Linked DNA regions of Homo sapiens: region 2 is linked to region 1. Evidence: chromatin contacts called from ENCODE Hi-C or POLR2A ChIA-PET data. All regions are on one chromosome and are shown on one strand. The core of a region is the stretch at or near the end of the contact, and the rest is flanking DNA. Distances in the headings are between cores, read along the strand shown.

Region 1 (4,941 bases), core at 1,857-4,356:
GAGGTCCAGGGTTGGCCAATACATGCACACAAGTCATCACTTCCTCCTCCCACGCCTACAGCAGGCAGCATTAATTGATCACAGCACATGTTTGCTCTGAGTCCATATGTAGCCTCAGAATCCTTCTTAACACAGTGATCCTGGCACCCGCAAATCCACTAAAGATAGTGTGCCATTTGAAAGCTACTTGTGACCTTTGATCAAGGATAACCTGCTGTCCCCTCAGGAGTCCTCTGGATAGCTGGGTCATCTGTCCCCTGCCGAGCTCCTCCAGTGATGGGCAGTGTGCTACTTCACAACGTACTAAACAATATTTACTAAACATCTACTACATGCAAGGTACCGGGCTGTTGCCGTTCCACTTCTGAACAGCACTAATAAGTAGAAAGCTCCTCTGCTCCCTCAAAACCTGGCTTCCTCCCTTGGTCCTAACTTCCCCTCTGAGGTGGCACAGAACAGGTGTGCTCTTCAGCCATGCGAGGTCTGGGTCTGCCAAGGCTGCTCCTCCCCAGACCCTTTCGCCCAGATCCCAACTCAGAACATCAGAACTGCAAATGCAGGACTACATCTCTGGACACTGTGCTTTCTGGATAATCTTGTCCCTTTTCTACCAGTGGCCTCCCCCGGGCGGGCAGGTTCACCTCTAGGCAGCCAGGAATACTGAGGACAAAACCAGATAGAAAGTATACTCCAAGCACGCATTGTGGGTGGCAGGAGGCCAACCTAGAACTTGTGACACACTTGGATTGAGTCCCAGCCCTGCCATTAGCCAGGTAGGTGGCTCGGGGTGAATCCTTTTCCTCTCTGAGCCTCAGCTTCCTGACCTGGAACCTGAAAGAGCGGGCCCAGCACAGCTTCCCAGAGGGCCCTGGGCAGCCAGGAGGCTCTCTGTGACAGCTCTTTCTCCATGGAGCATCCTGCTCCCATGGCGACAGCTCCTGCAGTGTACTGCGCCTCCTGACAGGAACCACCTCATGAAGGGCCGAGACCCTGGAACTGACAGTGAGACAGACATGGCAAAGCCTGGAGTGTACAGACAGAGCAGACAGAAGAAAGAAATGGAGCTGGCCGGGCATGGTGGCTCACGCCTGTAATCCCAGCACTTTGGAAGGCCTAGGTGGGTAGACCACCTAAGGTTAGGAGTTCAAGACCATCCTGACCAACATGAAGAAACCCCATCTCTACTAAAAATACAAAATTAGCCAGGCATGGTGGCGCATGCCTGTAATCCCAGCTACACAGGAGGCTGAGGCAGAAGACTCGCTTGAACCCAGGGGCAGAGGTTGTGGTGAGCCAAGATCGCACCATTGCACTCCAGCCTGGGCAAGAAGAGTGAAACTCCATCTCGGGGGAAAAAAAAAGAAGAAAAGAAAAGAAAAAGGAATGGAATGGAGCTAAAAAGGAGATTTGGCCAGAGTGTGGCTAGGAGGTCTGTGTGTGGCCACCAGGCAAACCCTCCCCATCCGAGGGCCCCCGTTGGGATTGGAAAATGACACCTGACTCTTTCTAGGTACAGACCCTGTCCCAGACCTTTGCATGAATTGACATGTTTGGTCCTCACAACACACCATGAGGTCAACGCCGCTATTATCCCATTTCATAGATGACAAATGAGGACATGGCCAGGTTTGGCAACTTGCCCAAAGTCCCACAGCTGAGCAGCAGAGTCATGGCCTGCAGAGCCAGTCTCTTTATTACCAACGCCCCATTGGGCCTGTTCGCGGAGGCGGGCTGAGCAGCCACAGGGAGATGTGGGCCCTGTCTATGTCAGGGCTGGCCCAGGGTGGGGATCTCGGGTCTGTCTGCAAGACACTCAGGGCTGGCCCATGGTGGGAATCTGGGGTCTTGATGCGCTGGCTCTGTGTGGCCCCAGGGGCTCAGCCAAGCGAACAGACCCACAAGGACATGCTTTCAAACAGGCACTCAATGAAATGTGCCACCCACCACGGAAGTGAGGGTCAGTGGCGATATGTGAGCAGGAGCCAGGCAGCCCCTGGAGAGGCTGGGGAGGGGATTCAAGCAGAAGATGGAAGTCCCGGACTCCATCCTTTCAGCCCTACCACTGAGAGCTCAGTGACAGGGTTAATGCCCTATGGGCCCAGTTAGGTTCCCAGTGAGCACCAGGGTGTCCCCTCCCCTCCCCTCCTCTTTCCTTTAGACGAGCCACACACATCTCCAGGGCTGTAGCACGTGCCCTCACCCTTGCCAAAGCTCAGGAGCCTTCAGGACAAGGCACACAGGCACACATTGCCTCAGAGCTCCTGGCCATGTCAGTCCCCCTACAACATACCTTTCAGGTTAACAGAGAGGTTGATGTCAAATGTGTAGGGCTCGTCATGGCACAGATACGGCAGGGGCCTGGGGTCCTGAGAGGGCAAAGCACAGCACAGAGGTCACTGGCAGGTGGGCTGAGCTCACCCGGCTGGGCCCCCATACCAGCCAGGCCCCCAGCAGCACCTGCTCCCCTAGGCAGAGGGTCTGAGACAGCAGGAGCATTCCCTCTCCAGGGACCCAGCACTGTGTCCCTGGATAGCAGTAGGGGGGATCATACTGTGGGTCTCTAGGAAATGCAGCCAAGGAAGGGGCATCAGCAGGTCAAAGGTCACAGGAGCCAAACCAGAGATGTTCCTGAAAGCCACAGGAGGGGAGAGAAAGGGAAGGTGGGCAGCAGACAGGCCGAGATGGAGAACAAAGCCTGGCCTGTGAGGAAAGGCTGGGCCTGAAAGCGCATTGCAGGGCCCCTGGAAGGCAGAGGGGTCACAACAGAAGTAGACAGCCCTGGCTGGTGCTGGAGCCAGCTAGGGAGGCAGCTTGGATGGCTGGGCCAGAACGCCTGCACTCCGGCCAAAAGCAGTGTTTTCCAAAGCATGGTACATGAGTCACCCACGGGACATGAGATCGTTTTTGGTGATACTAATGGTTATGAAACAGTGTAGCTAGTGATGCCAGTAGGAATATAAAGTTCCCTTCTTAATATATTAAGTTTAAACTGGGAGCCACTCTGAAGGAAAACATTAAGTAAATAATAGTTCAGAGGGGGAATAGTAGTGTTGTACCTAAATGGTGTTGGGGAAGGGCTGGCACAGAGGAAGGCAGGCAAAACCCTGTGATGACCGACCCGGAAGAAGGCAGATGACTGGAGGACAAGCAAAGAGAGGCTGTGGCCTTGCAGCCCTAGGGAGACTAGACAAGGCCGCTGCCAGCTAGAGAGAAAGTCAAGTCCTGGCGACTGAAAATGACCAGGGTGGGCAGGGGGTGCTGTGGTAGGGAGCAGCGAGGAGAGAGCAAGGGATGAGGGTGAAAGCCCCACAGGACTTCACTAGAACTGGCTTGCAAGGAAAGACCTCAGGGTTGTTTGTAGCACAGCAAACATGAGATGACCCCAGAGGCAGAGGAGCATGGGAGAGCAGTGTGGGTGCAGGACCAGCACCGGGTGTTGGTAGAGGCCCCCAGCAAATGCGTGGTGAGATGCTCAAGCGAGGATGTGCAAATGGCTGGGAGCTCAGCCTGGATCCCCACAGGGAGGTCAGAATTGGAGAGGGGCATCGTGAGGACTCAGAGACACTGGAGAACGAGGACAGGTCACATGCCAGAAACCAAGGGGTGAGGGAATGCCAACAAGAGTGAGGGGCCACAGGAAGTCCATGCTGAAGGGGACACAAGGTCATGACACTGACTATCGGGTCACAGGTGACTCTGGCCAGGTGTTGCCAGTGATGGAGTGGGGCAGATTGCAACAGGCTGAGAAGGGAGGACTGGAACCAGGGGTCAAGGCCTAGACCCAGTGGTAGACCAAGCGGTGCCGGGAACCAGAGGCTGCAGGGACTCCCTGTTGCTGGGCTCCAAGCTGCATTCTATGAGTTGGGGTCCAGGTGGCGCCATTTGCACAGAACAAGATTTGATGGCCACCTGGGAGGTTGTGCAATGTTGGTACCTGCAGGGACTCCTCCTGCCAACTGGCCAGATCCCCCGGGTCTTGCAAGATTCTTAAGGTTACAAAATTCTGTGTTTTCTCCAAGAACTGTGCCAGGGCCAGGGAAACCACAAGGGAGAATGATGCCCTGGCTGCCTGGAAGTAATCGTGGCCAGGAACTCCCAGGCACTCTGCTGTGGGCATGCCGTGGGCACAGAGCTTCCCTCCTGATGGTCTGCATGCCTGGCATGTCCACTCAGTGGGCAAGCAGCCTCAGAGGCAGCAGGGCTGGGTTTGGGAGCTTCCTGCAGAGAATGTGCTTACCTGCTTCGGGTTGGGCACAGCAAAGGGCATGAGAGCATCCATGGGCACCACCCACGGAGAGACAGTGGTCCCAAAACTCTTCCCAAGGAATGGCCCGAGAGGGACATACTCCCACTTCTGAATGTCTCGTGCTGCAGAAGAAGGGCACAGCCAGGACTTACAAAGGCTGATCAGGGCATCTCCCAACGACCCCCTCCTGCCCTTGACCAAGGAGCAGAGACACCTAGCACTGCCATCTCCACAAAGATCAGCCCCAGTCAGGCTGCCCCAGGACAAAGGGGCAAGAGCATTCAATGCCAAGGACAGAGGTCCTTTGAGGGCACTGTGCCAGGTTACAGCAAAGAGAAGGATGACCAAACGGTGGTCAGGATATCTCCCAGGAAGGGGCTGGAAGCTCATTCTCAAACTATGAGAGAGACACTTTCTGGGGCTTATGGTGCCATCTTCCTCCCACGTATGGCAAAGGGTTGAGAGCTCAGGCTCAGAAGCTGGACTGTTTTGCTTCAAATCTTAGTTCAGCAACTAACTGAAATCTCCCTGTGCCTCAGTTCCTCATCTGTAAAATGGGAAGATAATATTGCACATACCGTGTAGGGATCAGCGGGAGAATATACGAAGGGTGTTAAGCACAGGGCCTGACACATAAGTGCTCAGTAAATATTAGTTATGATGTCAGCCGTGTCCCTAGCCACTCGAGAAAATTG
Region 2 (5,182 bases), core at 860-3,359, 230 kb before region 1:
TGGACAGAGGCCTCCTTGTCTGTTCTTCCAAGAGTCCCTATTTCTGCTGATGGAACTGCCTTCCTTGGAATTACACAGGCTCTTCACCTTGGTGTCTCCATGGACACCTCCCCTTTGTCTCTCCTTGGCCTCCTCCTTTACTCTTACTCCAAATCTAATCAGTGCCAAATCTGGAACTCTTCTACCCGCCCAGTGGTGCATTCCTTCCTCTCTGGTCCAGCCATGGCCACCAATTCTGGCCTCCCCAGCACCTGCCTCATTTCATGCTGGCCTCCCTGTCTCAAGTCTTGTTCCCTCCTTAGAATGTTTCCTAGACATAGCTGACAAATCAGTCTTCCAGAAAAAGTGATCATGCGATTTCCTTGTTCAATACCATTGAGGTCTCTCTCTCTCTCTCTCTGTCTCTCTCTCTCTTTTCTATTTTATTTTATTTTTCTGGTTCTTAGGAAGTGTGCAGAGGACTCTCCCTTAATGTGGAGAGAGAAAGTCCATACTCCTCAGTCTGTCCTTTAAAGCCTGGTCACATCCAAACAACTCAGTGTTAAATCCCACTGCTGCCTCTTATATCCCCAGTGCACCAACTACTCACTGACCTCTGCACTTGCTTAGAGCAAGTCCACTGTTACTTACGCCTGCAATGCCCCTCTGCTACTGGCTCTGTATATTCAAACATTCCCGTTTTCAAGGTTCAGCCGAAATGTCCAATCTCCAGAAGCCTTCCCTGGCCGCCTTAGATGAAAGGGATCTTTCATTCCTAATTCTATGATGAGAGACACTTTTCTTTGCTAGGCATTGCTGTTCCTCCCCCGACCCTCCCTATCTCCAACACATGACCTCCCTCTGCTGGGAATTTCCTGGGGGCCGCCCTCTGTGACTCTCCCTGCATCTTCCACAGGGACCCAGCAACCTGCCGTGCCCACAGCAGCCTCTGCACAACACCCAAAAGTTTGTACTAGCTTAGATGTTCACGTTTCTCTTCTCCCACACCCTGCTCATCAGGTAGGGAACTTTCCCAGTGAAAACGGAACTTCCCTACTACAATACCAAAACAAGTCAATGTTGCCACTTGATCAAGAACTCTTCCATTTTTGAAATATTTCCTAATGAGCTCAGTTGTCACAGACTGCACCCTGGGGACAGGTCAGACCAGAAAGCAGAGGATGTCACCTGGGCAGGACCAGGGCTGCTCCACGCTGGTGACCACAGGCTGGGTGTTTTGTGCCCCCGGAGGGTTAGGACACACAGCAGCCAGTCGCAAAGGGCGCAAAGGACCAGCGCTTAGTGGGCGGGGCGGGCAGGGGAGAGTCCCGGGAGTTGTACCCTGTTGAATCCCAGCTCCAAACTTTTCCCTCCGTCAGCGCGGAGCCCTCCACCAGCCAGGACTGGCTGACGCCGTGATGCCACAAAAGCCGGGACCGGAAGAGAAAAATGCGTGGGATGGGGAAGGCAAAGGCGGTTATTTTCAGAACTTCGGGGGCTCCCGGGCCTGCCCTTCGGGTTCCCGAGGATGCGAGGCCAGCGTCCGGCCGCCCGCGGGTCCGGACCGGCGCCTGCCCGGGACCGGATGGGCAGCGATTGGGATGCAGATGCCGCTCTGGTGCTGATGCTGCGGCTGCCGCGTAGTGACAGCCGCTCCACCACCCACCGCGCCGAGCTGCGGCTCCGCGCCCCCGGGGGCGCCCGGCGCGCCTGGTCCGCTCCGGCCCCGGGCAAGGCCTGCGGGCTGCGGCGGGCGGCGGGGCCCAGGCCGCTACTCACCCGGAGGGTTGACCGCCGCCGGGGTTGCCATCTTGCTCGGAGAGGATAGGCGCCCGCTTGGCAGGGGCGCGGGAGGGGCGGCGCGGAGCCCGGCGCTCAGCCCCGGGGACCCGGTCAGGCCCAGGCGCCGCCGCCGCCACACAAAGGACGGCGCGGGCGGGCGGCGCTCCCTCCGCTCTCCCCGCCGCCGCGGCCGCTCGCCGTCCCCGCCTTTCTCTCCTCCTCCTCCCCCTCCTCGGCCTCCTCCTCCCGGTTCAGCCTTTGTCGCGCGGCGGGGGGCGCCCGGCCCGCGGCTCCCCGGTCAGAGCGGTAGCACCGCGAGACTTGGGGCTGCGGACGGCGGGACCCCCAAGTTGGGCGCCGGCGACTGGCGGGGGCAGAGGGCCGGGCGCTCCCTCGGGCTCGCGCAGGTGCTCGGGCCTGGCCGGGCTGGGACCGCAGGCGCCTCTCCCGCGCTCGCCTAGCCCGGGCTGCCCCCGCACGCCCACGCCCCAGGTGTCCGGGCGCGCTTTACCCAGGGGCGCCGTGCCCAGGCCAGGAGGCCAGGGCGGAGCGGGTGAGGGAGAAGCCCATTTAGATTCAGAGGGAAGCCGGTCCTGGGAGACGGCCGCGAGGAACAAAGGCGCCCCAGTGCTGCCCACTTAGCATGCCAGAGCCGCGCTGCTCGGCTCCCAGGCCGGGGACACGGCCCGGTGTTAAGCGGAGGGTGCCCGACCGCGGGAATTCCTAAGGCCACGCGCACCTCCAAGGCCACCGCCGCACACAGCTTCGGAGTGCACAGTGCACACGCCCAGGCACAGGCAGCCGGCCCGAGAAATTGTGAATGTCTTGGCTTTGAGTAAGGCGCTCATCTCTACCCTCCTTCCATAATGACTGCCGTTGATTATTACTTGAGGGCGCTGCAAGGGCCTTATTTACACCACCAAGTTGAGAATTTAAAAAGATTTTTTTTTTTAAATAGGTTTATCTGCGTATCCTGGCGAAGTTTGGATGCAGAGAACTTGGAGCTGTTGTTTTCTACCAGACACTAGGATCCCTGAGAGAGGTAATGGCCCCTAGGAAGGACACGTCACCATCGGGGTCCCCTGTAAAGGTTAAATGGAAGAATAAAGACATCCCAGGTGAACGCTGAGAAGGGCAAGTTGGTCCCTAAACGCAGATAATGTTTGCAGAGACATCAAACTGTCTTAAATCCTTCCAAGGAAGCATTTTCTGGAGGGCAGAAAATTTGGGATGTATGTTCAAATAAGCATTTTCTTCGGGGAGTATTTGTCACTACTAATCTAATAGTCTATCAGTTCTACAAATGTTGAATGTCTGCTGTGTGCCAGGCACAAAGCCAGGTGTTGGGCCTACCATGGAAAGGAAGAAACAGGAGCTCTGTTCTTCTGGTTTGGGGGGTAGAGTGGGGAAGAGTGAAACAAAGTATCTGCACTCAAGAAGCACACAGCTCCCTTGGGGGCTTAGGGCAGAAGCCCTGAAATTGGCATCTCCAGCCTGTAGTCACTAATGAATGAATGAGGGCAGAGAGGAGGTGGAGTGATCAGGGAAAATGAAAATTAGGCTTTGAAGACATGAGTAGGACAGGTGGAAAAAGAAGACATTTCAAGTAAAAAATAAAGCAGGTGTGCACCCAGCCACAAGATAGGCCAGGCCCAGACAGAGAAACCAGGGTATCAGCTATGGCCCGCTCTTGTGCCCCGTATCAAAGTTGACTGTTCCTGATTCCAACATCAAGCCAAATGAGAATTCAGCCTCTCTTCTACATACCCCGAAAAGCAACACACTCAAAATACCAACTTAATTAATGTATAACGTATACTGGACTGAAGATTTCTTAAGGAAAGTAAAAGAGGAGGCTCTCTTCACTCACTCCACATCAAAAAAGGTAAAACTCCATCTCAGATATTTCTGCTACCCAGAGTCCCTTCTGGATCCTTCTCCCCACAGGCAGTTCAATCTCTGGTGGCCCATAAATAGCCCATAAATAGCACTTGGCATCACTGCCCCCTATCCCACGAGGCTCTTTTATTCTCCAACTTTCCACACCCCTTAGAAGGAAGCAAGTTCCTCTCCTTGGTGTTTATGTATCAGTTTAGCATTTCAGCCAGGACCCATGGCTCATTTTGTCTCCAAATACAGTTCTAATATCATCCCTAAAAAATAAAATATGAGTGAACATGACTCTTACGCACACACACATTTAACCATACAAATTTGTTGACAAGTTTTACTTTCTTACTCTGCTGTTGTGTTCTGCCCATTTTTCTAAATGTTACTCGGCTGATATCTTTAAAACTGGATCTTGCTCAAGCTTCCTACTTCTTGCACTGGTCCATTGCAATAAAAGACAGGCGACACGTGGACAACTGCTAGACACTTCCCAAGTCTGGAGTCGGCCGTGCTGTGGTTTTTGGTACGTAATAAATACGTTTAGATTTTCACAAAGGAGACATTTCATCTTCTCCCCCAGTCAGTGTATTTCAGAGGTAGAAAGGACCTTCGACATCATCCAATTCTGCCCCTGGAGTTTGCAGATAAGGAAACTGAGGCTCAGGGTAGCCAACGTCATGCAGCTTAATAGCCAGACAAGACTTAGAACTGGGCTACGCACAATACTGGGATTTGGTGGCTGGAGTTGGGGAGCGGTTAGGGTGTAGGGGAAGAAATAGAGAAATGGGCAACTCGCCTTCTCTCTCGTCTCTCAGTATTAAATAGGTTAAATGCTCAGAAACACTGATTGTGGATGAAAGCCCCCCACTTAAGTAAACAATCTGAAATGGAGTGGTTAGTCATTGTTGAATACTGAGTGGCATTTACACAACACAGTGGTCTTGCGCTAATTATGAGAGTCAGTAGACTGTGACCAGTTAACACAGGCTCAGGAATTCCACTCAACCTTTAAACAACCCAGAACTCTTTGAAATTCCAGAGGAGGCTGTTGAATTTGAAGCTGAGATTTGCATTTTTGAAAAGATTAATGCAGATCCACCGGGCCCATAGCACACGATTCTGAGCACAGCGCTCCTAGAAATGACCAGAGTTGACCAGCTGCTGTGCTAATGTGTACCAGGGTCCACAGCCTTTCTTTCTTTCTTCTTTTTTTTTTTTTTTAACTTGATGGGAGAAAGCAGCCACCTGAGTTCTGCTTCATATCCCTTTAAGTCCTAATACTCGAGACAAAGGATTTCCATTGTATAATATATAATGATCCAAGGCAATTTTATCTTTTTTTTTTTTTTGAGACGGAGTTTCACTCTTGTTGCCCAGGCTGGAGTGCAATGGTGCAATCCTGGCTCCCCACAACCTCTGCCTCCCAGGTTCAAGCAATTCTCCTTCCTCAGCCTCCTGAGTAGCTGGATTACAGACATGCACCACCATATCCAGCTAATTTTGTATTTTTAGTAGAGACGGGGTTTCTCCA

Evidence for each region. A loop is a pair of places that touch in the nucleus more often than their neighbours do. ChIA-PET counts read pairs that join two places held with the same protein, here RNA polymerase II (POLR2A). Pooled maps may share reads with other maps.
Region 2: a loop to region 1 is called in a pooled map, with 2.2 times the contacts of the local background. The contact joins the promoter of ARNT2-DT here to the enhancer-like site in region 1. A Hi-C loop is called at or near these places in 1 of 168 maps with a recorded cell type or tissue (ovary) and 1 of 50 pooled maps. POLR2A ChIA-PET finds 5 or more read pairs at or near these places in 1 of 52 experiments (IMR-90).

Annotation. Positions count from the first base shown.
Region 1 is chr15:80,172,441-80,177,381 of GRCh38, reverse strand. FAH (fumarylacetoacetate hydrolase) reads right to left here. Exons shown (of 14, transcript NM_000137.4): 9 at 4,238-4,368; 10 at 2,291-2,366. Among named protein-coding and RNA genes, the nearest start is that of FAH, 22 kb to the right of the region's middle. Within about 2 kb of position 3,106, at least 12 of the 41 ENCODE cell types and tissues checked have a DNase peak (open chromatin) inside an H3K27ac peak, as active enhancers do.
Region 2 is chr15:80,401,123-80,406,304 of GRCh38, reverse strand. It overlaps ARNT2-DT (ARNT2 divergent transcript), which reads left to right and starts at 2,109. Exons shown (of 6, transcript NR_184070.1): 1 at 2,109-2,314; 2 at 2,720-2,803. ARNT2 (aryl hydrocarbon receptor nuclear translocator 2) reads right to left here and starts at 1,923. Exons shown (of 19, transcript NM_014862.4): 1 at 1,759-1,923. The coding sequence starts at 1,789. RefSeq lists an enhancer at 1,992-2,492.